2 separate regions of the Homo sapiens genome follow, and region 2 is linked to region 1. A link is a loop called in an ENCODE intact Hi-C map of the cell type or tissue named here. Cell type or tissue: chondrocyte. All regions are shown on one strand. Links, peaks and the distances in the headings refer to the core of each region. The heading gives the core; the rest is flanking DNA.

Region 1 (15,302 bases), core at 206-8,205:
ATCCTTTTTATAGCATGGGTGACACCAACAGTCAACAAGTAATGTTGATGACTTGTTGATGAATCAACAAAAACAGAAAACTTCCAAATCTAGAGGTTTCCTATGTCCATAGTTAGTCGTATTTTAATTAAAAGACAATTAAATTAAAAACAAATTCCGCTGTTATTTACTATATAATTTTACTTTATGATTACTACAGAATTTTTTTAAGACACCCCAAATCCCAGTGCCAACAGAGATAGCCACTGGTAATATTGAAGTATATCTTACTGTAGAAATGAGTCTATATATGTATATATTTTTACCAGAAAATATATCATACCTTAAACTCATGTTTATACATTTGTTTGCCAAATAAATCTATTTAATATATTGAGATTTTACTATGCATTAGGCACCATGCTAAGGGCTTCATAAATGCTATTTCACTTAATCGCAACAATACTACAATGTAAATAACATCAACCCAATTATACAGTCGATGTATTGGAGGTTCAGGTCCATAATCACATAGTCAGCAAGTAGAAATGCCTGGTTTCAAACCCAGATTTGTCAACTCCAGATTTTATTTTTTACTATTCTACTTCTCACTTTGTGCATCTGAAATTTTTGACTAAAATTATATTACAACCATAAATCATGATAATATTCACCTACAACATTTTAGTGTCTGACTGATATTCCATTGTATAGATTTACAAAATATTTTACCATTCCTCTCTTGGTAGACATTTGAGTTTAGTTTTGTTTCTTTTCAATTTTTCACTAATATAAACAACACTACAATGAATATCCAGGTAGATAAATCTTGTTGCTCAACCTTAGTTATTTCCTGAGGATGAATTTGAAGAATTAGAGTCACTGGAAAAATGAAATGCAAAAATGTTATGCTTTCAATAGCATGCCAAATTTCCCTTCAGAAAAACGACACCAAATTACATACCTGCTATCCACATGTATCTATGTTTGTGTTCTAAAATCTCCTTTAAAAAACAAAAACAAAAATTAAAAAAAAAAAAAACTTTAAACCGCAATCTTTTAAATCACAGTATCATAACGTCTAAGAGACAGAAGATATCTTAAGAGTCATTTAGTCTAATCTCCTGCATTATGGACATACTTTTTCATGCAGCATTCCTGATCTGAGGTATCTATCGTGCAATTTGTAGAAGGTGGGACAGAAAACAAACAAACAAACAAACAAATCTTAAATATCCTTAAACTACAAAGCAATTTTCTTCACCTCTGAGCAATGTAACACTGTTCAAACTGTTCTAAAATGCATCCAGAATAAGAGTGCTTCAATAGAAATGAGGAAACTTTGGCAGGCTTTCAACATACTTGACACAGGTCAAGAAATAATCAAGATTTTTTGGTCATTCTCCACTTGGAATGGGTTTGCTCTAGGTGTTGGCAGCTGAACATACATGTCTTGCTCTAGGCAGTTGCTTAGCAGTTTGGTTTTCTTTTGCTTTTGGGAATTCAGGAAACAGAGGTGGGTGGTCAGTGGGAGAAGGTTGATTGTCTAGAGACCAAAATGAATTAAATACTTTATTACCTTTCCAGTAAAGGGGCTGTGAGTCTAACTGTATGTGTGGTTCCCTCCACCACACCCTAAATCAAAAGTTCCATCCCTGGAGTCTCTTTAATTCTAGAGACACTGAGATTTAGCTCATACAGAAGGAGAAAATGACCTTCAACTGGATAAGCTTTCCTTGAGTACCCATTAGATACAAAACACTGCTGGATGTTGCAGTGAGAACAAACAAACAAAAAGCACAGGGAATACTCATATGTGAGTGAAGAGATAAATCTATAAATATATAAGTTCCGCAAGTGATTGGCAAATAAAATTCTGAGAGGGCAAAGAGAGGGGAAAGATTTCTGCCTCGAGTCAGAGGACTGGGGTAGCGGAAAAAAGCTTTAGAAAAAAAGGTGGTATTTGTAGAGTCTGGAGAGGCGGGTTCCTCTGCCCCAAACTGGTGTCTACTGCAGATATGGTAAATAATTAAAATCATGAAATAAGAACATCACTAAAACCATTAATTTGACTTACTCTTAAAACACACGCGCGCACGCGAGCGCGCTCGCACACACACACACTGGCGTGCGCGCGCTTTTTTAAGGGGCCTATAGACTCCATTTCGGCTGCAGGTTAAAGTCATCCCAGGAAGGAGAAAGGAAAATTGAATTCCACCTTCTTCTGATTTAGAAAGCTAGATTGGTTGAGGATCGGGATCAGGGACCACAACTCAACCCCGAAACTTTGGGCTTCCAGAACTGCAGGGGAAACTGATTCTGAGATCAGACAACGGACCCTGGGGCGGGAGGGGGGTACCTTATTCATAACCCTCCCTCACAATAGCGGAGCACAGTACTCAGCACCCAGTAAACACTCATTTGTCGAATTGATTTTAAGCCTCCGCTTTTCCCCCAAGGAGGGCAATCAATCCCTTGCACGTTTTGCTCCTTTCACCAGCTTAATTCAGCTCTGATCTCAGTAGTTAGAAAAATAGGAGAAAGAATGGGGCCATAGCCTGCTGCAAGTAGAGCTGTGTAAGGGGGTGCGAGGAAGGCAGGCGAGAGCAGCAGAGGGAGTTAATACTCCTACCTCAGCTGGTCTCCGGCAGCCAACGCTCAGCCCCCGCCTCCTCTCTCCATTCCGGACCCCGCAACCGCGAGGCGAGAGAGCAGCGCCGGCGAGGCACTGGCTGGGCTCTGACTGTCACGTTAATTCCCTGCTGCTTTTTCTAGTCCCCAGCCGCCTCGCCCCTCCTCCCTCATTCCCAGCCTGGGTTTGGAGGCGATTTCCCTCTATTGACTGAGCCGACTGCATCTCTGGGCAAGCGGCGCTTTGCCTCTCTCCTGTCTTTGTCTGCTCTTCCTGCAAGGCTACGGCGCCTGGAGCAGGGTCTGCAGCGGCCGCCGCAGCAACGCGAGCCAAGTCGTGCCCCGCACGGCCGCCCGGGGCCGCACCCTCGCTCGGTGGCGGCGCCCGAAGACGCCAGCCGCGCCACGCACTGCCTGCGTCCCGCGCCCCAGCCGCCGCGCACCAACGCCGCCGCCTTCGCCGGGAGCCAAGCCCGCCGGGCCGGCCCGGTCCCAGGTGGGCAGCTCGGCTTGCAGCTGGTTGGAGGTGGCGGCCGCTGCAGCCCTGGCAGCGGGCACACCCCTAAGCATACGCACCCAACGCCTCCTCCCTGAGCCACGAGGATGGAGCAGCCACCCCGGCCCGGGACTGGCGCAAGGTAAGGTGCAGCCGCCTGTTGCTTTTCGCAGAGCGCGGGATCATCCCTCTGCCCGGGTACCTAGGCCGTCCCTCCAAGGAACAAGTAGAGGAGAACTATTACACCAGTTCTAAGCCGTGCCTGTCTAAGCCTCCCTGATCCCTTTTGCGCAGACCCTGGGAGAGACCTCCTCCTGGAGAGAGAGAGTCGACCCTCTTCGCTCCTGTTCAGCCGGCTGCTATACAATAGTCTGCAAACTTTTGTGACCCCTTCCCTGCGCGGTGCTCACCCCGTGCTGTGCAACTTGCAGGTTTAGTTCTTGCCCTTCCCCCAGCCCCTCTTGCCATATGCATCTGCCCATTTCTCTCTGTGTGTTCTTGCCAGTCGACTTTTCACTCCCCGCAGCTCTGGCTCCTGAGGCGAGGGTTTGGGACCCAGCAGTGCTCGTCCTGCCTCTAGGAGCTGGGTAGGGACAGAGAAGGTGAAATAAGAGAGGTGGGACATGGAGGATGGCTGCGGCCACCCCTGAAGCTTCGTCCAGCGCGATGGGAGTCAGTCCATCCTTGCACACGCCACCCCCAACTCGGCAATGAAACCTTTGGAGTGGCTTGCGGCTGTGCGCCGTGGGAACTGCAAGTGCAGATATGGGTGGGTGAAGTAAGTGGCTCAGGGAGGGAAAGGCTGCTCGTGCGGTGGAGGAGGAAGCTGAGGGTCGGGTAGATCTGCCCACGGTTGAGGGAAATGAAAAGGTACTGCTAATGTGGGCGAGCGGCCAGCCCTGAGAGGCCATCTGACGAAGAGGAAAAGGGATTTGAGTCCGGAGGGCGCTGGCCTGGGTATGTAAATACAGATGGGGGAGGGGCTGGGTACCTGGGGGCGCGTGGAGACAAGGAATGGAGCCCCGGAATGCCGGGCCCTTGGGTACTTGGGAAGGCAGGCTGCTGAGTGCCTGGGATGGGGCGATCTTCCTCCCCAGAAGCAAACAAACCTCCCCGCGAGAATCTGAATGCGTTGGCATCTTGGGTGGTGACTGAATGGTCAGATCGTGGACTAGGGATGCTTCTCCAAGCTCTAAGAGGACCATAGTCTGCTCTCTTCTCTGGCACCCGCTTGCTTCTACGCTCCTTCACCTCTGCAGCCAGGTCGGTAGACCCACGCCCACCTTCCCTGCCAGGCACTCAGGAGTCAAGGATGTTTCCACAGCCGCAGTGTAGGAAGGGGACTCCTGCCTCCCAGGGGGAGACGTGTGTGCGGGGTAGAGGGGAGTCCCCAGCGCGCGGCGAGTAAACAGGGGTCCAAAGTGGTTGGAGGAGAGCGCAGGAGCGGAGGCTGCGGTGGGAGCCACTTTCCCCCGCCCCTCCACAAATCGCACCTGGGCGGAGCGAGGGAGTGGGGGGAGCCCTGTGCTGCGCCCGGGAGGCTGGGGAGCGCAGAGCTGGAGGGCGTGCAGGGAAACGCAGAGCTAGGAGGTGTGGGCCTCGGGTGAGGGGAGACCCAGCTCTTAGACCTGGGAGCCCAGACAGAGGTGGATCTGCCCACCTTGCAGCTCCCAGGTAGATTCTTCTTGTGGCTCCAGATGCTCTGGCGAATGCAGGAGGGGGAGGCTCTTTTCTCCTTTGCACCCCAGCAATCTGGAGTGCAAGACCGTTTGCGGGAGGGGGCTTAGTCGGCTGTTTCGAAGAGGCAGCCTCCCCTCCCTTTTATCCATCAAGCCCCCTATTTCCTGGTGGGGGCACAGTGACTGCCAAGGCCAGTAAGCACCTCACTTAACCCTTCTCTCCCTGAGGAGGTGCATGCTCCTCTCCCAGAGGTGCCTTTGGCTGAGAGTGGATCCCTGGTTCCTAGTAGCCCTATAGGGAAACATTTGGAGGTTGGGTGGGTTTGGAACCCTGTACAACCTTTAGGTCCTCCCTGTTCAGACCTTCCACGTGCAGGCTTTTCTTACTTTCTCCGCGGGTGCCCTACAGAGGACTCCTGCTGCCTTGTACCAGTTGGGAAAAAGCAAAATTCAGAGCAGTTCCTTTTTCTGGGTCCCTCGCCTTGGCCACATCGGAGGAAACGTCGACTCGCCAGGGCTCCCGGGAGAAATCCCGAGGTCAGTCCCTCCCATTCTGGGGCACCCCTGGAGCAGCTAGCTCCCTGCCTAGCGGTGGCAAACTCCAGAGCCCCAAGGAGCAGAACGGGGATTCCCTGTGCGCAGGCTCCTGGTGCAGCTCCTGAGCACAAAGGCCACACCCTCACAGACCAGGCCTGGTGAGAGAGCCGGGCTTCTTCAGAAGTACCTGGATACCTGAGGTAGGATCCTAGACTTGAAACTCGCACTCCACGAGATTTAGCTCTGACCCCCCCAAGGCTCATTTCTTTCTGGGTGCTTATCTATCGCCTGAATTTGCGCTCTGGCCACTTCTTTTTGCATGTAGAAACAAATTAGACCATGTTCCTTGGCAACTTGAGGAAAGACTCCAAATCCACACCAAGGTGGATTTATTTCAGGTTGCTGAACTGTTCTGGGGAGACAAATAGTAATGTAACAATCAGTGCTAGCTAGCAGTTGTGGAGTTCTTACTATGTGCCAGACACTATCTTTGATGTTGTGTGTGTTTGTGTTAGATTTAACCCTCACAACAACCCTGAAAAATGGGTAGAGTTATTTATCTCATGTTATAGATGGAGAAACCCAGTATTGAAGAATTCAAGTTATTTGCTTATTGACATTCAGCCAGGAAATGGTGGGGCTGAGTGGTCTGGTGATCAGAGAACACTGAGTGTGTCCCATACTCCCAGCCCTATTTGGTACTAAAAACCATTTGTCTGGAAGGAAGCATGAGTGAGGCCCCTCACCCTTTACTCCAAACTGCAGCGGCGTACTATAAGTGCCAGTCCTGGCCTGTGAGCCCCTGTGACTAGAGTATTAGGGAGACTGATGTTACATATCGCCTGTCTCAAAGTTTGTTGGGGTACACCTTGGTATAGTGGAATACTAGTAGAGGAAATCGATTTGGAGAACTGGCTACTGGTAATGGACTTCTCTTCTGAACCTTTTGTAGACATTCCCTTTTTAAATAGGAAGGTAAATGGAAGGAGGGATCCAAATATGAACAGAGATTTGCTCTGTAGTCAAAAACTAGAGGCAGTTTTATGTAGCAGTTGTATTCTGCAAATGAAAGCCTCTCTCTGAATTGAGTCACATAATTAGTTAGAGCTAAGAGGGATCTCAGATATTATCCCACCCAATCCAGACTCAGGGAGGAGATTCAATGCTGAGCTCAAGGCCATTTGGTGCATTTGTAGCATAACTAATGCTGGAACCACTGCCTTTTGACCCTTGCTCAAATATGGTACCATTATACATAAATAAATTATGCTCACTCCTGCTGTTTTTTTAACATCTTAAAATTAATTAGGAAAAGGCTTTTTATTTTTAAAAAGACTGTTTTGCTTATTTTCGTATAAATGCTTCTCAATCAGCATAACCAGAAAAACTCTATATCATATATAATGAATAAGCTACCACAAATGTGACTCTTTTTGCAAAAATAAAACATTGCAGAATATTTGTAAGCCTTCAAATCAACAAAAATTAACTATGCAAACCTCTGGATGATTCTAAATAAGATTAAATGATTTCTAATGATTTTAGCAGTCTTCTGTTAGATTGAGTTGCTTCATCCTTCTGCACTCCCAGGTATTTGTGAAAATAACAGGGAATTTTTCCTATCACAGGAAACATTCTTTTGAATACAGTGGCATAAATTCTTGGATTTCTCCTGGATTCTTGACTTTTCATTAAAGTTTATGCTGATGTAAAGCTGAGGCAAAACAATATATTTCTGTACTTGGGGCTCAGAAAGAGGAAAAATAGTTCTTTGTCACTTCCGATAATATTTGCCACTTCCTCGCCTACCTGGCCCCTTCAACAAAGGGGACTTTCTGCAGTCACTTGAGGATTTCATATACCTTTAAGCGTTTTTGTGGGACAAAGTTCTAGTTTCCAAGAACACCTCATGTCTTTTCTCTGTAGCTGTAGTACCAGGATGTCCTCCCCTTGGAGACAAACCAACAAAAAGTCAGCCAGGGTAAACAGGGAGGAGGGATAGAAGAATCCTGTTTTTCAGAATCAGATCAGCGGGGCAAGAGTCATAGACAGATAGTGGAAACCTGGTGCCTTTTAGGTCACCTGGAATAGGATTTCCATCTCTAATGCTGTGGCACACTAGGACCTAGGCCATCCTATAGTGAGGACCTAGGCCATCCTATAGTGGAGGAAGAAAAGAAGAGAGTGAGGCAACAATATTGTCAGAGGAGGGATGAGGTGGAGGAAGATGGAGGTGAGGCTTGGCTGCTGAGGCACCCAAGTGTGACCAAAATGCCCACAGAGAGCCAACGTGCACTAAGAGCTGCTCCTCCTCTTCCTTTTTTTCCTACCCTCGACCTCAGTCTGCGTTTTGTGTCAGGTTGACTGTTCTGAATCCCCAAGACCCCAGTTATCTCAAGGAGAAGCATTCATTTTCCGGAGAATTCATTAGAAGTCAATTTTGTTTTTATGCAAGTAGGAAAAACTTGCACAGCTGCCCCACTCTTCAGGAAGAGCCATTCAAAACCAGATCATCCAGAAGGGTGACCTTCTGGAGGTGGGGATACCGGCTTAGTTGAGTTGCAGCAGTGTTAAAGAAAAGAGACATAACACTGAAGTTAAGTGTGACAATATCCAAAAGAAATGGTCTATGTCCTAGGAACCACAGGAAGGGGAATCCTTTGGAACCTGGGCAGACATTCTGGTTTCCAATTCCCAGTTTATTCAGGGGAGCTCTATCCTCATCTTACTTATGTGGTCCAATCCCCTCTACTTATTTTACTGTGGCTGCTAGGTGGTGCAATATCAAAAGTCCCACATGACACGTCTGCTGGGGAGATTCTTTGGGGTGTACCTTTATCTTAAATCATATAAATATGAGTTCATTGACATTTAGAATAACAATTATTATTAAGCAATATGCTCTAAGACAAAGGATATGGAAAAATAAAAACTTTTATTCAGAACACAATGAATAGATATGTTTATACAATACATAGTATGAGTTAAAAGTCTTGGGTAAGATATTTGAAAAAAAATAATCAAGATTCGGAATATCTGATCTTGATTAATTTTAATAGCAAGAGAAGCTAAATAATAAGGTTCTGTAGAAAGAGTTTGAAGAAGATACTGGAAAAAAAAAAAAAAAAGCTCAGAGTAGGACCTGAGAAGCTTTACCCTTATTGATTTTATTTAAAAAAATATAAAATATCTTAATCTATATTTAGATTTGAATAATCCATAAGATTAATAAATTTTGTATTCATTTTATTATCTGAAGATTGTGACTTTGATGAACTTTATTTGATAAATGGTTTGGAGCCATGATGGAAGCTCTGAGATGTTAGTATATATCTACATATACTTTATAAAAACTTAGTGAATTAATACATCTCAACATGATAATGACATATGAAATGGCCATTTCATATGAGAATGAAATCTGGAATCTTCTCAAAAGCTGATAGGCTTGAACATACTATTTCTCCACCACAGGTGGTAAGTTAATAGTAAGGGCCATTTAGTTCTTTCAAAATAGATAAATGAGTAAATACTAAAAAAAAAAAAAAAAAATCCTCCACAAATAAAAACAGATTTTATTCTTTAGGAGGATAAATGAACAGATTAGGAAAGGTTATGAAATTTACAGTTTCATTTGATCCTAAGCTCTCTAAGCTACCTTTTATGTTAATACTTGTCCAGTGCAAATGTCACTACCTTTTCAGACAGTTTAAAAAATGCTTTAGGTGCCTTTTATTAGAAATAAAATGGAAACAAATATTATTTAAAAATGTGAAGCTATTCTCAACCATGGAGTAATATTTGACAAAGTGGTAAGTATGTTTTCAAATACAGATTAGTTTCCTTTTATTCTCTTTTCCTCCTCTACCCCTCCCCCTCCCTCCCTGCGTCCTTCCTTCCTTCCCTCCCTCACTCCCTCCCACTCTTCCTCCCTTCCTTCCTTTCTTCCTTTCTTCCCTTCTTCCTTCCAATTTTAGGTCATTGATAGAAGAAGTATTCAGTAACTTACTGGGAGAGACTGCTATAATATTTCAGGACAAATACGTCCTCTGGCGAGGACAGTGCTGAAGGCACAGTGCATAGTTCTCTAAAGCTAAAGCACAAAGGTCATGAGGTCTCATGGCTTTCCCCTGAGTCTTCTAACCTGAGCTCTGATTTGGAGAAATAATCATTGTATAGGCCTGCTACAGAGGGCTCCCCCTGTTAGCGGTGACTAAGCAGTATGCTTTCCCTATGCTGCACTGGGAATTTATACACTGAGAAGAGTCCTGGTCCAGGCTGCTGATCTTCTCTAGATGTCTGGCCATCAGGGATTATTAAGTGGAATACTTTTCACCCTTTCCACAATTATATTTAAGCTTAGGGTTTCAAAGTTTTTATTTTCCTGCTGCTATGTGTTGTGTGGTTTTTTATTGGGGTGGCTAGTTTGTTATTTTAACTGTGGCTCAGAAACAGTGTCTGTTAGTAAACTGAAAATGATTCCCAAAGGGAAGATGTACTGTGGACTGTTGATACCCAATGTTTCTGCTACAAAACCTGTGAAAGGGGTATGGTGTGTGGCCAGCCAAGTCAGGAGGGCCAAGCAATTGGCAGCAGACAACAGCAGAGAAAGGTGGGAAAGGTGGGGGCAGGAGAGAAAGAGGTGTAAGAGAAGCATGGCAAAAAAAAAAAAAAAAAAAATCTATCCAAAGGAAGAGAACCCAATACTTAGCACAGTAAGACTAAGAGATATCTGATAGTAAACCTAAACCAAAGGATAAGGGGAAAAAAAAATCCCATAAGAATAAGAGAAGACAAAAAAAAGAGAATGGGAGTAATAAAGACTGAAAGAAGAGGGCTTATAAGGAAGAGGAATGTACTAAATAATACCTCATAGCATAGATCAGTTCAAAGGCAGCCTAGCTCCCCAGCCAGAGGGCAAGGTCTCTTTCTCACATATCAGAGTGCCACATTAATGTGGCTTTATCAATCTCCAGGCCAAGGTCTTCTACTCTGATTTACTCCATAGTGCCCTTTGACAGTCTGACAAAGCCTGCGGGCCCTGGAATGGTGTTTAAATGCATAAAATATAATACATAAGATTATAGCACAAACCAATTTTATTGAAATATCTGTTTATCGACTTATAAAAGAAACCACTGTTACTAATATATGTGCCTCTTACATAATAATGCCTCTATAACAAGATCTTGTAGTGGGACTAGTGGCTACTATTGTTTCGAAGTAGGAATGGGCATAAATGCTACTATGAGATAACTGTGGCAGCTGTATTGTGATATGAAAATATTTATATTGGTGACATAATCACTAGTATGGCTACTATTGAGGTTTATGGCCTGTGTTCAAATGGGAATGAGATGGTACATTGCCATTTAAGCTTCACAAACAAAGTTGCGACTTTTTTTTCCATGCAAGTTCATGGATGCCTTGAATTCTATTGGTGGATGCCTTGAATTCTATTGGTAGATGCCTTGGAGGTCTCTAACCCCAAGAACTGCAGACAATGGTAACCATAAAATTTATCATTTCCCACTGGGACACTTTGGAGAATGAAAGGGCTCTCAGTTGTTTTTCCAAGACAGTAGGTATAAATCAGGACAGGCCCGGGCAAATGGTAATACAGCTGCTTTAGCTCTCTGGGATCTTCTAGCTGTGTTAGCACTTTGGGATCTTCCTCCCCAGACCAGTTTTCACTTCTCTGGCTCAGGGAATTGGCTTTTTCTGCTCTGTTCTTAGGGATCAAGACTGTGGATACTGGTATTGGAAAGTAGAGAAGACCTTCAGCTGGAAAAGGATCCTTTATCAGGGCCACAACCAAGATATGGGATGCCTTTGTGAGAAATGAAAAATGTGCCTCCTTGGAGAAGCAATAGCCTCCTGGATCCTGGCCCGATGAACATTCGCTTGTGTTTTAGCTCCCAGTGGCCCCCTTGGCTAGGTTCACTGTAGCCTTGGCCAATATCACCTGAAATGAGGGTGAATTATCAGACTACATTGCATTTCAGCCAAAAGTTTCAACTTCCCCTCCAACAATTTCTCTTAAGTAGACTTGCCAAAATAGTTTTTAAAGATTCACTTCGTTTCCCTTCCCACTTCCCAGTTATCAGGAAATGGCTTTGGCACAGGCAGGTAGATGGAGAACCATGGGAAAAGGTCAGGATCTGAAGAATTTTTAAAGTAGATAATAAGGCCCTAAGTGATAAAGAGGGAACTGTGGTCATGGAGTGTTTCCTAAACAGATGGCTCATGTTATCCAGTGTTGGGAGAAGATAACAGAATGTCCCTGTCTTGGAAATTAGCATGTTTTTGTTTGTTCTATTTGATGAAATAGAACCTGCTTAGTAGAAGAAGAAAACTCTTCTAAGAAAGGCTTTGACCTTGTAGGGGTGGCAACATCTCAGAAAATGCCCTCTTTTTGTGCACATAGACTATTTGGGAACCAGGCAACCTAGTTCTAGTTCCAGCTTTGACTCTAACCATCTCTGTGGCACTGGGCTGGTTACATCAAATGTTCTGGGCTCTACTTCCCCCGTAAGAGGGAAATTAGGAGTTAAATGGTTTCTAAAATCCCTTTCAGTTATATGGGTTTATAATGTCAAGGATGTGTCTGACATTGTTTTATTTTTACTCCATATGATGTCTTCTCTGTTTAAGTTGACTCAGACTCATTTCTTTGCTTAGGGCTTCCAGCCCTTATATGTTACAGATCCAACAATGATAGATGGACACTCTGCAGTCCTGAGGGTCTGTTACATCTGGAGCACTTCTGGGAGCCTACAATAAAAGGATGAGGGGGAGTGACACAAAAAGAGCAATAGCTGACTGGTAAAGGGACAAGGTACAAAGGGGTGAAACAATTAATAACTTTTCTTGCAGCAATAATTGCCATGCGGGCAAGATGTTGGAAGATGAAGAAGGTTCCTAAGATTTTGACTATGTGCCCATCTTGTGTCCAACTCTTTATAACCATATGATCATATTACTCTCTGCTAAAAACCTTTAAATCACTCCTGCTTGCATATAAGAGGATTACATCCTTAGTATGGCTTAATAGATCCTTGTTTAGCAATGGGCAGGTCTATGCAAACCTATCTCAAAGTTCAAGGAAGCTGAGAGGCTGAAGAAAGAGGCTGACAAATCTAGTTTATCAGAAAGAAACCTATAATTGGGACTTCTGAACAGAAGCCATATCTGTATCTCGGGCGATGGCGAGACAAGATGGTGGATCCCCGAGCCGTTACCCCCTAGACCCAGGGTTTATATATGGTAGGAAAGGGGTGATTCAGAAAGGATTTGTAGAACTATTGAAGTAGGGTAACATCAAGTTTGTTTGACCTAAGGGCAGGATTTATAGTAAGTAAGTACCTGTTCTTACACAAGGAACATTAGATAAGTGGGAAATCTTAGAGGCCTTCCAGGAACTGAAGTTAATCAGAAGTCAACATGGTGGATTAGCATCCAAGATGGAGTTGCTTTGGCCTCCACAGTCCTTTGTCACCTGGCTGTTACCTGTCGCTTTACCTGCCATTTTCCTTGGCATACCCTGTGCTCTGGTGTGTTCGAACTGGCCTGTGCTGACGATTGTCCACATTTTTTCTCTCCAACTCTGTGATCAGATATTGTGTTGGCATCATGAAATCAGCCATGGTAGGAGGATTTACACCACTATTTATACTACAAAGCAAGCATTTTCCCCTAGAAAGCTGGTTGTAGAGTTTACAAGCATATACCACTGCCCCTGCCCCACCAAAAGACTTGATGTTCCTGCAACAGAAAGCGCTCTTTCACATCTGCCTCCACTGCCATTCCCTATTGCTGACAGTTTATCTGTCCTCCCCTCTCTTCTTCCTTTCTCTTCTTCTCTCTCTCTCCCTTTCTTCCATCTAATTATTCATCCACCTACCCATCCACCCATTCATCCAAAGGTAGCCCGACTAAGTTCTAATTAGTCGGCCATTTAATAGCTGAGTGAGTGACTGTGGGAAATTTTTCTAACCTTTAGTATGCCTCAGTTTTCTCTATGTGAAATGGGTATAATAATAGGTAGTTGTGAGGCTTAAATGAATTAACATGAACAAGGTGCTTTTTAACAGTATCTGGCACATGAGAAGTACTACTTAAGTTATTATTATTAGTATAGAACAAAATATTATTGATTGCTTACAGTGTACTCAGCACTGAATATGCACATATGAAAACAGGTTTGTAAAACAAGCATAAGAAAATGTTCAAGAACCCTGAACAAAGCCTGGTTATTCCAGGGGTATCAGAATTGACTTCATGGTCAATTTTTCATGGAACCAGGGACATTTGAACCGAATCCTGGAAGATGATTACATATACCCACAAAATTGATAAGACAGATAGGAATATCCCAGGAGGAGGGAAAGCACAGACACAGGAAAAGGGAACAGAATAATGACTTGTTAGGGTTTTATGCAGCTGAGCATGAGGTCACAGACAGAGGACATCTTTGATCAGCTCTGGGTTATGGCAAGATCTTCCAGGGAGTGAGCTGCAGTTTCCTTTTAGTCCTTTTTTTAAAATTTTCCTGTTGCCTGCACCAATATAGGGAACTTTGGGTTTTCCAAAAAGTGTCAGAAATCCATATTTTTATGTGTAAGCTCCTAATGTTTTGTAGAACTAATTCAATTAAAACATGGTAGAACTAATTAAATTAAAAACAAAATAAAACAAAACAAAATAAAACACATATGCAGGCTATATTCAGCTTTCCACAGCAAAGTGGAGCCCTGGGTTGCCAAGCTTGGTTAAAGATGATAAGCTCTGCAATTGAAATTTCTTATTTTGAATATGATTCTGCCATTAGCTGTTGACCACAGGTGAGAGTTTCTTCAGCTCTCTGAGCCTTGGTTTTCTGCCAGATGGCTATATTTCTTGTCTTTCATGCCTTGCTGTGAGGAGCTTTTTGGATGATGGAGATGAAAACCCTTGCAAAGAATCAGACAAGTGTTAGAATTCTTCCTGGGTCCTAGCATGCTGTGGCAGAGCCATACACTCAGTACCGCCCTACGCATGGTTTAAGTCACCCAAAGATACCTGAATGTCCTCACCTGCCTTGTTAATTTTAACAATAGATGGGGGAAGAAAAACGTAGGTGTAGTTTTCCCCTTTATTCTGTTAAAAACATCACAAGGAGCTTGACATTCCATTTTGAATGTCTGTGTGTCAAAGATCCAGCTAAGAGTTATTTATTGATTCTGCATGGATTCAGGGTGACAGGGAAAAGGTTCAATTCACCTCGACATGGTGTGTGTTGGCTGTTCCCTTGAGATGGGGGGAGGATTCTCTGAAAAAGAATCTGCTGCACTACTTGTTAGTAGGGATTATGTCAAAATCTGCACTTGCATTTGCGTAATTTCCCATCTTTTGATCCCTTTCCATTCCAGGTTGGCTTTGATCATAAAGGCTTTTAAGGAAATGATCAAACCCTATAAAAGTCAAATTATTTCTGGTTGAGGGGCTGAGCTTGGTGGATGTTGGCTTTGACGCTGCTGAGAGTTGGATATGTACCCAGCTTGCTTCATTGGGCCTGGTTAAAAGCTCTCTGTAATTGCAGCTTTGCAAAAACTCCAGGCTATTATAATACGTTGAATGTTGGCGTTGTCTGATCTGTGTTATCTTTATTTGTTTTGTTGTATTGCCTGATCGAACATGATCATGAGAAGCTTCAAAGATACAGGCAGACCTTGAAATAAGGATACCTAACTTACAGAAGCACATTCATTATGAGTTTTGGCTCCACTGCAGAAATTTTACTACCTCTGCTTCTGGAACTGACCTGAGCCTCAGAATGTGTTTTAGTCTCCTCTGAGCCTCAAGCCACCTGGACCTCAGGACTGCAGTGTCTGATGCCTCTATAGCTCCCATTTCCTGCCAGTTTCTGGAGCCCTATCCCCTGAGCCACTGCAGGAGTCCCAGAGGAGCCAAGGTTCCTCTCCTCTGAGGTGGATTTGAGA
Region 2 (15,302 bases), core at 4,289-12,288, 100 kb after region 1:
TTTTCGGGAGAACCCAACCTAAGTCACCTGAATATACCCTACATCAATACTTTCCAAACCTGGCTAATGATCAGACAGATTGAGAAAGTCTTTGAAAAATATAAGTATGAATGCGTTACCCAGATCTACTAAACTAAGATCTCTGGAGGTTGGGTTCATGCCTCTGTCTTTTCTGTTAATCTCCCTTCTTCTGAAGATTTAGTGATTAGTCAGGATACCAACACTGACCCATAAAGCATCCTGCACTAGAAATTTTTTCTGGAACATTGCACTTGGCAAAACTTTGCTGCCATTAAAAAAAAAAAAAAAAAAAAAAGTGAACTCTGTTCCTTCGGGAAGAGTGAGTGTCATGTGAGCCCATAATAATGTTCCCTGTTTTGCCTTACATCCTAGGAATATCATGAGAAAAACAAATCTATGCTTCAGATATACAACCTCACAGCCCATCTAGCTGTAGCCCAATTTCCTCTACTTTTGGCTATTTCATTTAAGTCATTAGTTATTCTGATTATTTTAAATTTGTTATTTGTATGTTCCCATTTTATTATAAGTATTTATTTACCATCTCTCAAATCCTTTATGTAATGAAATAAAGAAGAAAATGACATTTATTTGTTGTCTTTTACATTTCTCTCAAATTTATAGATGGTTCCCAGACTCATTTAATATTCTATATTGCTCAAGTTCTGATTTCTTATAATTTGTTTCCTCAAACTTGGTTTCATGTTCCAGAAATATTGGATATCCATTTATCCTTTGCTATGAAACTATGCCTTGATCACCAAGATTCAAGATCAGACACAAGTCTCCCAATCTCACAGCCCCCCAGTAGCTTTTGCTAATTTGATCCCCATTCACCTTGGAAGGAGGGAGGTAGAGTGGATGAGAGCATTATTTTTCAAATGAGGGAACTGAGACCCAGAGATGCTAAGTTACTTGCCCAAGGTGTTCCCTGGTAAGAGAGCTGGGGCTTACAGAAAATTCAGTTGACACCAAAGCTCATGTTCCGTCCACTTTTCATTTATGAGGCATGAACACCTTTGGAGAGGCATCAGGCAATTGCAAGAAGAAGAGTAATGATCTGGCTTGAGCAGCTTCTTGGTTTTCTTTGGAGTGAAAAAGGCCCATATTTATCTGTTTACTCAGATTTGGAAGATTATCTTATCACTGTTGCTATTGTTATAAGAGAGCGAATAATATCTTAGTTGCTTTATTGTTTCATTTTGTCAATTTGTGCTTTCCAACTGATGCTATATATGACGGGCTGAATTATGACAAAAAGTAATATGTTGAAGCCCTAAGCCCTAGTGCCTCAGAATGTGACTGTATTTTGAAACAGTGCCTTTAAAGAGATAAGTCAAAAGTGAAGCTATTAGAGTGGGCCCTAATCCAATCTGACTGATATCTTAAGAAAGGTGAATAGGACACACAGAGAGCCACCAAGGATGTAAGTGTTCAAAGGCTCAGTGAGAAGTCAGCCATCTGCAAGCCAAGGAGAGAGGCCTCAGAAGAAAGCAAACATGCCAGCACTTTGATCTTGAACTTCTAGCTTCAAAAGAGCTGAGAAAATCAATTTCTGGTATTTAATCCACGCAGTCTGTGCTATTATTTAGTTATGACATTCCAGCAAACTACTACACTGTATTAACCCTTTTTCTCCAAGGACTTTTGGAAGGTTTTCTTAGTAGGCAATATGGGAAAATTGTAGGAAGTGCAAATGATCAATTAATACCATCCCATTTTGAGTGCTATATGTGTATCTTTCTGTGTTGCCCTTAGTTTTCAGGGGCAACTTTGCCTTTGAAACAGATCTACCTCTGTCTTTTGGAAATGCCCTGTGCTGAGAAGCATGTGTCGTACCTCTGAGAAATGAGAACTTATGTGTAGATACATGAGAACAAATGAGAAAAAATGAATACATGATTAGATCATGCTGCCTCTATTTCCAGATAACTATTTTAAAGGGGAAATAGCCATATATCATGAAATATCTTAATTGGGAGAATTATATAATTATCTGCATTTAATTATATTTGAATTCTTATTCTACCCCCTGGCCCAGCTTCATTAGGAATTTTCCTCAGAGATAAAAATCCCAAATACCCATTAAAATAGTTTTCCTTAAAAACAGGGAAAAAAATGAGAAGGCTTTATTAATTCCCTTCCAGCAATTTTCACAGTAGATTGGCTCTGTTTACAACTCCAATGATCACTTCTGAGGTTGGGAGATCTGAAAACTCTGACCAGGATTGTAAATGATGGCTCTTGTCCCTTTCCTCTCAAAGAGTAACAAAAACACTGTAATTACAATCGGCTTACCATTCGGTCAATGATACTCACAGCTGGCTCGGCTCAGCTAGCAGGGGCTATGGTTCCGCCAGTAAGAGACTCAAAAAGACTTCTTCAGGCAAGAAATTTGGAAACCAGAGACAGTGGGAAGCCTATTAGAAAACAGTTCATTGGGCCAGAGATTTAGCTACAATAAGAGACAAGAGCAGAGGGGCCCAATTAACTCAGTATTTTAATTTGCCTTGTGGAGTGGTAAAAAAAAAAAAAAAAAAGAGCTCAGGACTTTTGCTTTTGTTTTAGTTTGCTTACAGAACAAAAATAACTTCAACGTTTAAAAATTGGAGGGTATAAAATCATGTAGAAAATGAGAGCAATATTAAAAGACACTAGGAGAAATTATAAATTATTCCAAAGCCACTAAGAAATAAGTATTCTTTCCTATTCTGTGCTTTCTTTTAGACCTCTTCTCTCTCCCTGCACATACGTTTCTAAAATTTCATATAAAAGCGACATATTATGCACATTGTTGAGATACATTTAATAACTCCCTATGCCCCTCTCAATAATGTTCAGGCCAGACCCCTTCATGCTGATATGGCCCTTCCAGATCAACCTTGTCCAGTTTTCTGGAATAATCTCTCGTCTACATACTCATAACCCACTAGGTTCCTACCTCTCTTATCTTGAATTCCTGGAAACAACATCCTTCTAACCCGCCACTCCACCCCACTGCAATCCTTTGAAGAGCTTCAAGCTGAGATGGGAGTGTGTGATCAACTTTGTATTTCTGAAAGCTAACTGGCAGCAGCATTCAGAATGAATTGTCAAGAGTGGGGGGAAAATTAGATATAAGTAGCCCGGGTATTTATTGCACTAATTCCAGGTGAACAAAAGCTAGAGGCATAGACCAGAGTTGTGGCAGTGGAGACAGAAAGTAGGTGAATTTGAGAGATGCTTGGGAGATGCAATCAGGCATATGTTAGATGCTATCTATCTATCTATCTCCCTATCTGTCTGTCTATCATTATCATCATTTTTGTAGTTATTGTGCTCTGGCCCTTAAATTTAATGATTATGAAGCTCATGATTAAAATACATGGAGTCAGAGGCTTTGTAAAACCAGCTTAATTATTCTAGCCAGCAACATAGTTTCACTGTCAAGTTGAACCTGATCTAGCCAAAAATAGGTTTGATTTAAACTGTATCACAGAATAAATGGTCTCAAATCTTTTATATTGGTTGTCAGAAAAGAATGGAGTTAATTTTATTTGAAGACATCCTTTAATGAAGGCTTTATATCAAAAACTATAACCACTTATCACCTTGCAAGAAAATGACTGAGCTCCTGTTAATGTCATTTATTACATTTCTTGTGTAATTTTTGACCTGAGAGTTGTAATCAGCTGGAACCTCTGCCCTTCTAGCACCTTCTACATCTCCACACATGTGTGGACCTGTTTCTTGAAAAACCTAGGTAATGTCTGAGCTTTTTATTCAGGAGATTAGGGTGTGGCATGCTGTACCTGGAATTCACCAAAAGAGATGTCTTTTAAAGGTGGGTGAACACAACTAAATATTATTTTCCAAGCCACTCGGATACCATCCCATGGAGTCTAAAAGACCAACAAAAAATGGCATAAAGGATTAATGCCTGGTTTTCAAAATGAAATGAAGTACATTGTTTTTAAGACTCAATGTAATAAAATGCCCTCTGGGACCCTTTAGTGTTGCATAAATTCAGCACACTTTAAAATAATGAAAATGATAACTTTTAGCTAACAACAGTTATTAAGGATTTACTATGTGCCAGGTATCATGCTAAGCATTTTTCATGCCTTCTTTGATTACTCTTCACAGCAACACTCTGAAGTAGATACATTACAATTCATATTTTACAGATGAAAGAAATGAAATTCAGAGAGGGTAATAAACTCATCTGTGGTCACACCTTCTTCAAGTGGTAGAGCAGGGGATTGCAGTTCAAGCATTCTGACTCTATAGGTCACATCACCAAACCACAGCTGTGCAACGCTGCCCCATGCCAGGATAATACACGTCTACATGTTTTTCATCATCATGATAATTAACACTTGGGTTAATTAAGCTTGAGAACTTACACTATGTACCATTATAATCTTCCATGCCCCCAAACTTTTAGTGTCTTACCAGCCTTTCAAAGTTAGTAAGGTAGAATGGGGACCATAACCTCAGTCTTCTGACACTCAGTGCTGATGAGTGTGATGTATCAGCATCATATAATCTATTTCCAAGTCTGTACTGGCAGTCCTGAATTTACCTACTTCCTGTCCTGAATTTACCTACTCTTCTGCTCATGCAGAAAAGTAGCTGAGCATTTTACAAATTAAGGAACATTAGATTTGTTAAAGGTAATTATTTGTATGTTTTAACCATCTACCATGATGTGATAAAAACTCTTGTTCATCATAAGTAATAGACTTGACAATTTAATATTAATAACTACATTCACGTTCGATTCTCACCTATATTACAGTACACTGCCAGTAACAAGAATCTACTAACCATTTTAAGATAAAAAGATCTTACTTAAGACAATAAATTAAAATGCATCACATTCTGGGCACATGCTTTAATCCAATTCATGAATGCGTACATTTCTCTTCTCTATGGAAAATTGGGTGATTTAGCTATAACATACAGACTTTTCTGTATGCAATAAATTTAGTTTCTGGTTCTTCCTAAACAGTGGAGATATCTCCAAAACACAACTTTTTTATTCATCCTGAAAGAAAAATATAAAACATAAGAAAAATATCAGCTTTGGGGGTGAAGTAATCTTGGTGTAATTTTAATCTTTTTTGAGGGTTTAGCTTTGCCTAAATTAAATATACTCTAACGTGGCTCTTCATATAGCTATTTGCTGTGATTTTATATATAGACATAGATATCAATATAGATTTAGATATATAGAAAGAGGAATCAGGAGGCAAAATTTAAAGAGCCAAAAGCAGGAAAACAAATGTCCCTGTACCAGTACGTTGGGTGCCCTGTGGCAGATTAGATCATAGCCCTATCACTTCTTACCCAGTGCCAAGGGATTTGCAGTACCTCCCACTGGTCAAAAGTAGCAGTGTGTCCTTTCAGAGCCAGGGTGTCAAATGTTTCCACATACCCTCCTACACTTCTGCTATTCATTATTAGAAGAACATATACCAGGTAGCCACTGATCTAACAAGGCTGGCAGACTCATGAAACTGACTCCTTGAGTCCCCTGAAGTGGACCACCTAGCAGCTTGAAGCAGAGTCATCCTTGCTGACTTGCAGAACAACAATCAAGAGAAATAACTGTTCCCTCTTTTAAGCCACTGAGACATTTAGGTTGTTTCTTATGCAGTATTATGGCAGCAATAGCTAACTGCTAAAACCCATAAGATATACCTAAAATAAAGGGATGAGAAAAAGAGTGATCTAAAATTTTCTGTCTGCTGCTGTAAGTGAATGCTCCTCTCCATCAACAGTGGAGAAATTGATCAGTGCCACTGCATTCGGAGCCTGGAGGGGACAACCACTTTATTTTAAGAGAAAATACACCATCTGTGTGATATGTATAGAAACAACCTATGCTCTTCTTTTGTAAAATTCTTTGGGAAAACCATTCATCAATAGCAAATGCCCTTGTGTATTCAGTCTGATTCTGACATAAAAGATGAATAATGGTAGGCATTAGTATCAGTTAATATTTAGCTCGCTTCTGAAAATAGCCATAGATGACTTTAATTGAACCATTCCAAGTCACATGTCCCATTTTAATCTAAAATGTCTCCCTGAGATTGGCATGATAACTTCAAAAATCTTAAGGGAAACATAATCCATGGGAAATAGAAGCTGTTAAGGTTTTGTGAGATATTAGCACTTTGCATAAGAACCAAGGTACTCACTGTACCCAAGGGTTTTCCATCAGTTGAGCTGCAGTTCATTGAGAAGAGTAGGCATCAGGAGCATCACAAATCTACACCTCACTTTCTCATCTACATTCTAGTGTCAACATGCATTGTGAGTTGGAAGCATGGCCTGGTATGATTCACAAGGAATGCTTTACAATCTGTGTCACTATACATGTCACAACTATAGAGAGATAGAGATCCAGGTTTGAATCTTGGATTTTCCATTTATTAGAAAATTACATGGGGTGGTTTAAATTCTATGAACTTTAGTTTCTTCAACTGTAAAATAAGAGATAAAAATAACTCTCTAGTAGAGTTATTAAGAAGGTTAAATGAGATAATATATAGAAAGTACATAGTAAGGAGAACTCACCTTCTTGGTACTATAAAGCGTGCCAACCATAGCCATTAGTTGTTTGTGCTGTTCCTGAATACAGCCCCTGTGTAACCTTATATGGTGTGTGGTATTCTTCTCCCTGGGGATGTGAGTATATGTGACTAATAAATGGCTATCAATGTCATCTGCCCAGTATGTATAAGGTGTTGTATGTTTAGTCATCCCTATAACTCTTGGGCAAGAACCCGTCTCTTAACAATGTGTTGAACAGGGTATGATCAAAAGAAATAAGCACCACATTAAAAATAATGAATGGTAATTGATGTTATAATTTTCAAGGAAAATAAACCCTAATATTGCTTTCCAGCCGCCCAGAAACACCTTTACAGTTGCTTCTCTCCAAAGCAGAGGGGTTGCCAGCTTCTGTACTGTCCAGAAGCTGACATTTGGAGCTAGGGATAGGGAAGAGGAGTGAGAGCCATAACTGCAGCAAAAAGGGGCGTTTGGCCTATGTGATTCCTGATCACTGTGGCCCACAATATAAAGAAAACAGAAATGAAAGTCCAGTTCCATAGTCACTATCACTATCTCAACATCTCTAGGATCTCTTATGCCACCGTGATCTTATGCGATCACCTCAGGGACATGTCAGTGTTATTGACAGTGTATTCCTGGAAACTTCCTGGAAGCTTCTTGGCCTGTGAGCCCAGATATAAACCCAAAAGTAGATGAGGGGAAGCTTGAGCTCAAAAAGGACCTCTGAGGGTTCTTAGAAAGCTAGAGACGGAGATAGTATATCCTCAGTTGTTGGTTCCTGCTGCTTCCTGAGGAACACTTCTTCATGAATCTTCAGTCATTACACTAAATAAGAAGCAGGGGTGTATTGTTCACTGTAGCCTTCACAGTACTTAGTATGATGCCTCACATTTAAAGGACTTTCAACAAACTTGTGTTTAATGAAATATTATTTGAATGAATGCGAAAGTGAAATGAATTTACTGTACACTTAATACAATAAAAGTATAAGAATTATAAAATATGGTCCCTAAAATTAAGGAAACTGCAGTATTTTTGAGAAGACAAAACCCCAGAACTATATGAAGGAAGGGGAAACTCAGTGTGCACAAGGAGAATTGTTGGTGACTCCTTGAAGAAGGTAATAATTGAGTCTGAAAAGAGAAGAAATTTGGTCAGCCAGGTGTGAGAACAGGGTGAGCAAATACCTGTGCTTTCGCATTTAAGAATACTCTACATGTTTCTTGCCCCTTATTTCAAGAAGGAAAGAAACATGTAGATAAATAGGCACATGTTGTCCTGCAAGAAATGCCTGTGAGCCTTTCAAATAAATTGTCTTTTATGCATCGTACTGAAAGTATGCAAATTAAATCAAAGGATTTCTCATAATAAAAGATAGCAATTTTGTCCCAGTTACCTTTTGAACAACATTATCAATGTTTGAATTTCCGATCTATGAAATGCAGTGTACCCAGTGTGACACTAAAATACAGTAGATACAATGTAAATGAATTCCCATCTCAGAAATAAACTCATGAAAAGTGTCAGTTTTCCCTTGATGCTCTTGTTCATTATTTGCAGAATAAAAAGAGAGTCATGGTATAAAAAAGACTTGACAAAGCAATGTTGAAGCGACAAATATCTGAGGCATAGAGTTGAAATGTGGCATAAAATATGATCACTAAAGGAAAATAATGATACCTTTCAAATAAAAAAAAAAAATCCTCACTATAGAAATAGAAAAATGGTATTCATGCTGTTAGGAAGACATGAAGTCAAATTCATTCCTACTGTTAAGGTGTGGTTCTATGTCAAAATATTAGAACTAGAAATTGAAATATAGGTTTAAGAGCCTGGATTAATGGACGAAAATCACGTTAGTAAGCTAAAAGAAGTTCCTAACCTTCAGGATAAAATAAATTGTGTTTGGAGACAGCATTCCAACTCCATTGTGAACAGGAGAGATACAGAACATTCACTGATAATTTAGAAGTGTTTTATGACTGAGGTAAATAGCTTCTAGGTATCATTTTTTAACATACACACATGTGCATTCATGCACACACACACAAACACATGCACTGTTCCTTAGTTACTATTTTGAAATAGAGACTTCATTTTTAAACCAAATGAAAAATATTATCTTTATGTCTGATTAATTTACCTCAATAGCTCACCCTCACCAAAAATTCTGAAGGATACAATGCTTTCCTTTAGTTAGAAACTTGAGATAACTAACATTGTGTTGTATTGATTAGTCTCTTCCAGGGATTAGGAATTTGTGATTTGGGCTTAGAGAGTCTCTGTCATGGTAATACAAATGCTTTTTGAATTAACTCGGGGAAAGGGGTGAATGCTTTTGTAGTCATTGTAAGGCCATGCTATTAGTTTATGAAAGAAAACCAAAATTAAATTAACATGAGGAATAGTTGTTTCTCAAGACTTTCAGACTTGAGACTTAGGAAAGAAATTAAACCTTATGGTATTGTGATGTGTTTGAATTTAAATATCCCTAAAGGGAACAATTTACTGCTTGGAATAGAACCCCTCTCTCATTCTTCCCCTTTCTGAGTGAATGGGAACCAAGCTCATCCCCCACACAATGTCCAAGCTTTTGGACACTGAGATCAGAGCAATATCAACAAAGCAAAGGATAAAAACGTTGCCAACTGATGCCCACGAGTATCAAATTTATAGGGCATAAAAAGGGGAAAATAAGAGACTAAGAGTTGATCATATTCTTGGTAAATCTGGTGGTTCCCCAAATTAAAAAAAGTGAACAGTGGGGACCTGAGTAAAAAAGAACTAAAGGGGAAAAAGTTTCAGAAGTAGGATGGGAAACAAGCAACAGAATGTCCTGGTGAAAGCTCCTTCTAGGAAGGACGCCTTCCAGAGTATTACTTGTTTCATGGGCGTTACCTAAAACTGGGTATAGGACCTGGTGCCAAACACCCTATTCCCCTCCTCAGCTCTCTACTCCTTTGGAGTAATCTCTCAAACCCCTTTAGGTAAGGACATTGAAATTCTTCTTTGAATTCCACTTAATATAGAAGTGGATTTCCTTTATTCCTGATTATCAGTAAGCAGAGGTAGCACCCTCACAACAAACCACCGGTCAGGAAGGAGCTTCTCTCTGAGGCCAGACACACAGTGGGAAGCACAGAATGATTCCCTCCAACCTGCCAACTTTTCCTCAGAGAGCAAACCTGTGAGCAGAGAAAAACTAGTAGTGCAGGGCAGTTCCTTCTTTGGTTGCTATGCTTCAGTTATGTTTTCCAGTTACAGAACTATTTCAACATGAAAAAATAAATCAAGAAAATCAGTTTGGGCCCGATCTGTGGGATGGCCAACAAGTCAAATATCGAGTAGAAAACCTTGCCCAAGCAGTCAATGCCTTGCATCAGGCACCCTGAGCAGAAGGTCCACAAAACTGTACCAGCCATCAGGTGGAGGCCCAAAATACAGATGTTCAGTTCACTCCAAATGGAGTCAAAGCCTCCACAGCAGTTTCTCATGTAGGTCATTACCCAAGGAAATTTAGCAGGAAATGGAGATGGAGAAGAGGGAGTAAGAGTAAGGGAGAAAAGGCTAGGGCAAAAATGGTGTGAATTCTGTGGCCTTTAGAATTTAGTCCAGTGGGTCTCAATCTTGACCACGCATTAGAATCACCTTGGGGAACTTTAAAAGTCCCAGTGCCCATGCCACACCTTGGACCAATTAACTCAGCATTTTGAAGGGTGGGACTCAAGTTAATTTAGGTTCCTCAAGTGACTTCAATGTGCAAGAAGATTGTGAACCATGACACTGGTCCATTTTTATGTCAGAAAGCGATGGGAGGCTGTGCACGGTGGCTCATGTCTGTAATCCCAGCACTTTGGGAGGACCAGGTGGGAGGATCACTTGAGGTCAGGAATTCGAGAACAGCCTAGCCAACACAGTGAAACCCCGTCTCTACTAAAAATACAAAAATTAGCCAGGCATGGTGGTGGGCACCTGTAATCCCAGCTACTCAGGAGGCTGAGGCATGAAAATTGCTTGAACCAGGGAGGCAGAGGATACAGTGAGCCAGAATTGTGTCACTGCACTCCAGCCTGGGCAACAGGGTAAGATTTCATTTTTTAAAGTTGAAATAAAAAATGAGACCTGAAAAATCAGATACAAGAGGCAAAATTAAGCCTTAGAAATATGATCAGTCTCCATAGGGTCAGTAGAGTGGAAGGTGAGTGTACAGGGAGGTGAATTTGGGTAAATAACTTTGGATCAGACTGTAGTAAAGTTTCAGGTTCCAGAGGCATCTTTATATAGTATCAGGTGTGTAATTAAAGAGATCTATTGGTTCTGAGAAATCAGAGGCACTGCCTTAATCCCAGTCCTTGGGATTTCCAGGTGGGCCATATATCGATGAGTAGGTGACTTAGGTGAAATGGCCTTTCCTGCTTTTCCTCTAGCTGAATGGTGAGAACATAGATTGTGTCCAGCTGGGACAATTCTTCCTTTAGTTAATCATACCCCTAATGAATTTCAACCATATGTCTAGGGATAAAATTCCCCCACCCAGCATGTTCTGCAGGGGACAACAATTGGTGCTGACCTGGTGAGCAGAAAGAATCAAGTTTTCTCATATTTCAGAAATACCTTGTCTTTTTCTATTGATTGGAATAGTTTCAGAAGGAATGGTACCAGTTCCTCCTTGTACCTCTGGTAGAATTCGGCTGTGAATCCATCTGGTCCTGGACTCTTTTTGGTTGGTAAGCTATTGATTATTGCCACAATTTCAGAACCTGTTATTGGTCTATTCAGAGATTCAACTTCTTCCTGGTTTAGTCCTGGGAGGGTGTATGTGTCAAGGAATTTATCCATTTCTTCTAGATTTTCTAGTTTATTTGCGTAGAGGTGTTTGTAGTATTCTCTGAGGGTAGTTTGTATTTCTGTGGGATCGGTGGTGATATCCCCTTTATCATTTTTTATTGCGTCTATTTGATTCTTCTCTCTTTTTTTCTTTATTAGTCTTGCTAGCGGTTTATCAATTTTGTTGATCCTTTCAAAAAACCAGCTCCTGGATTCATTAATTTTTTGAAGGGTTTTTTGCATCTCTATTTCCTTCAGTTCTGCTCTGATTTTAGTTATTTCTTGCCTTCTGCTAGCTTTTGAATGTGTTTGCTCTTGCTTTTCTAGTTCTTTTAATTGTGATGTTAGGGTGTCAATTTTGGATCTTTCCTGCTTTCTCTTGTGGGAATTTAGTGCTATAAATTTCCCTCTACACACTGCTTTGAATGTGTCCCAGATATTCTGGTATGTTGTGTCTTTGTTCTCATTGGTTTCAAAGAACATCTTTATTTCTGCCTTCATTTCGTTATGTACCCAGTAGTCATTCAGGAGCAGGTTGTTCAGTTTCCATGTAGTTGAGCGGTTTTGAGTGAGATTCTTAATCCTGAGTTCTAGTTTGATTGCACTGTGGTCTGAGAGATAGTTTGTTATAATTTCTGTTCTTTTACATTTGCTGAGGAGAGCTTTACTTCCAACTATGTGGTCAATTTTGGAATAGGTGTGCTGTGGGGCTGAAAAAAATGTATATTCTGTTGATTTGGGATGGAGAGTTCTGTAGATGTCTATTAGGTCTGCTTCGTGCAGAGCTGAGTTCAATTCCTGGGTATCCTTGTTGACTTTCTGTCACGTTGTTCTGTCTAATGTTGACAGTGGGGTGTTAAAGTCTCCCATTATTAATGTGTGGGAGTCTAAGTCTCTTTGTAGGTCACTCAGGAGTTGCTTTATGAATCTGGGTGCTCCTGTATTGGGTGCATATATATGTAGGATAGTTAGCTCTTCTTGTTGAATTGATCCCTTTACCATTATGTAATGGCCTTCTTTGTCTCTTTTGATCTTTGTTGGTTTAAAGTCTGTTTTATCAGAGACTAGGATTGCATCCCCTGCCTTTTTTTGTTTTCCATTTGCTTGGTAGATCTTCCTCCATCCTTTTATTTTGAGCCTATGTGTGTCTCTGCATGTGCAATGGGTTTCCTGAATACAGCACACTGATGGGTCTTGACTCTTTATCCAATTTGCCAGTCTGTGTCTTTTAATTGGAGCATTTAGTCCATTTACATTTAAAGTTAATATTGTTATGTGTGAATTTGATCCTGTCATTATGATGTTAGCTGGTTATTTTGCTCGTTAGTTGATGCAGTTTCTTCCTAGTCTCAATGTTCTTTACATTTTGGCATGATTTTGCAGTGGCTGGTACTGGTTGTTCCTTTCCATGTTTAGCGCTTCCTTCAGGAGCTCTTTTAGGGCAGACCTAGGGGTGACAAAATCTCTCAGCATTTGCTTGTCTGTAAAATATTTTATTTCTCCTTCACTTATGAAGCTTAGTTTGGCTGGATATGAAATTCTGGGTTGAAAATTCTTTTCTTTGAGAATGTTGAATATTGGCCCCCACTCTCTTCTGGCTTGTAGAGTTTCTGCCGAAAGATCTGCTGTTAGTCTGATGGGCTTCCCTTTGAGGGTAACCCGACCTTTGTCTCTGGCTGCCCTTACCATTTTTTCCTTCATTTCAACTTTGGTGAATCTGACAATTATGTGTCTTGGAGTATGACTTTCTTCACATAATTGGAAAAAACTACTTTAAAGTTCTTATGGAACCAAAAAAGAGCCCGCATCACCAAGTCAATCCTAAGCCAAAAGAACAAAGCTGGAGGCATCACACTACCTGACTTCAAACTATACTACAAGGCTACAGTAACCAAAACAGCATGGTACTGGTACCAAAACAGAGATATAGATCAATGGAACAGAACAGAGCCCTCAGAAATAACGCCGCATACCTACAACTATCTGATCTTTGACAAACCTGAGAAAAACAAGCAATGGGGAAAGGATTCCCTATTTAATAAATGGTGCTGGGAAAACTGGATAGCCATATGTAGAAAGCTGAAACTGGATCCCTTCCTTACACCTTATACAAAAATCAATTCAAGATGGATTAAAGACTTAAATGTTAGACCTAAAACCATAAAAACCCTAGAAGAAAACCTAGGCATTACCATTCAGGACATAGGCATGGGCAAGGACTTCATGTCTAAAACACCAAAAGCAATGGCACAAAAGCCAAAATTGACAAATGGGATCTAATTAAACTAAAGAGCTTCTGCACAGCAAAAGAAACTACCATCAGAGTGAACAGGCAACCTACAAAATGGGAGAAAATTTTCTCAACCTACTCATCTGACAAAGGGCTAATATCCAGAATCTACATTGAGCTCAAACAAATTTACAAGAAAAAAACAAACAACCCCATCAAAAAGTGGGCAAAGGACATGAACAGACACTTCTCAAAAGAAGACATTTATGCAGCCAAAAAACACATGAAAAAATGCTCACCATCACTGGCCATCAGAGAAATGCAAATCAAAACCACAATGAGATACCATCTCACACCAGTTAGAATGGCAATCATTAAAAAGTCAGGAAACAACAGGTGCTGGAGAGGATGTGGAGAAATAGGAACACTTTTACACTGTTGGTGGGACTGTAAACTAGTTCAACCATTGTGGAAGTCAGTGTGGCTATTCCTCAGGGATCTTGAACTAGAAATACCATTTGACCCAGCCATCCCATTACTGGGTATATACCCAAAGGACTATAAATCATGCTGCTATAAAGACACATGCACACGTATGTTTATTGCGGCACTATTCACAATAGCAAAGACTTGGAACCAACCCAAATGTCCAACAATGATAGACTGGATTAAGAAAATGGGGCACATATACACCATGGAATACTATGCAGCCATAAAAAAGGATGAGTTCATGTCCTTTGTAGGGACATGGATGAAATTGGAAATCATCATTCTCAGTAAACTATCGCAAGAACAAAAAACCAAACACCACATATTCTCACTCATATGTGGGAATTGAACAATGAGAACACATGGACACAGGAAGGGGAACATCACACTCTGGGTACTGTTGTGGGGTGGGGGGAGTGGGGAGGGATAGCATTGGGAGATATACCTAATGCTAGATGATGAGTTAGCGGGTGCAGCGCACCAGCATGGCACATGTATACATATGTAACTAACCTGCACATTGTGCACATGTACCCTAAAACTTAAAGTATAGCAATAATAAAAAAAAGAAATGCCTTGTCTTATAAATGACATCTTTATTTACCCAAAAAAGAAATAATTTAAAACATTGACATCATTTCCATCATTTTCATACTGTACTCATTCCATACAGGTAAATCTGGTTTTCAGTTTCCCACTGAAGCTCTATTCCAATTTATTTCTTATTATTATTGCATGTGGGTCTCTAGAGACACTAAGAATCATTTCTTTAAAAGTTATATTCCTTGAAACCATTGTGAAACAATTCCAGAAACAGTCCCATCCTCACTAGAATTAATAACAAACCTCTCACTCATCCCACCATTCTTAGTAGAGTCCAATTTTGAGTCCCAGCCATTGAAGCCTTCTCCTTAAATCAGCAGTCAGCAAATTTTACTTGGATATCTAGGCTTTGGGTTTAAGCATTAGGTTTAATTGAAAAAAACACACAAAGAAACAAACAAAAAAAAAACAGAAAGGAAAAGAAGAAACTAGTCCTCGGCTCAGCAAATTAATCTGGATAATCCAAATACAAATCCTTTTGTTAGGGACAGATTTGAAAAGCCTCAATCAACACAAATGGAACCTTTCATAAAAGCTTCTCTCTGCCACATAATATTTCGCTCTCTTA

Evidence for each region. Peaks named below come from ENCODE experiments on the same cell type or tissue, not always from the same donor. Only the 100,000 strongest peaks of a DNase experiment are listed, where the experiment ranks them.
Region 2: a loop joins it to region 1, with 2.0 times the contacts of the local background. A loop is called at or near these places in 3 of 110 quality-filtered maps.

The regions. Positions count from the first base shown.
Region 1 is chr3:26,619,990-26,635,291 of GRCh38, forward strand. LRRC3B (leucine rich repeat containing 3B) reads left to right here and starts at 2,783. Exons shown (of 2, transcript NM_052953.4): 1 at 2,783-3,248. LRRC3B-AS1 (LRRC3B antisense RNA 1) reads right to left here and starts at 2,774. Exons shown (of 4, transcript NR_183726.1): 1 at 2,612-2,774; 2 at 944-983. RefSeq lists enhancers at 2,117-2,632, 4,225-5,194. In chondrocyte, for the core only: no CTCF peak of the experiment used is centred there; DNase peaks (open chromatin) are centred at 2,693, 3,232, 3,972, 5,344 and 1 weaker place.
Region 2 is chr3:26,716,986-26,732,287 of GRCh38, forward strand. No RefSeq gene overlaps it. Among named protein-coding and RNA genes, the nearest start is that of LRRC3B, 100 kb to the left of the region's middle. In chondrocyte, for the core only: no CTCF peak of the experiment used is centred there; no DNase peak of the experiment used is centred there.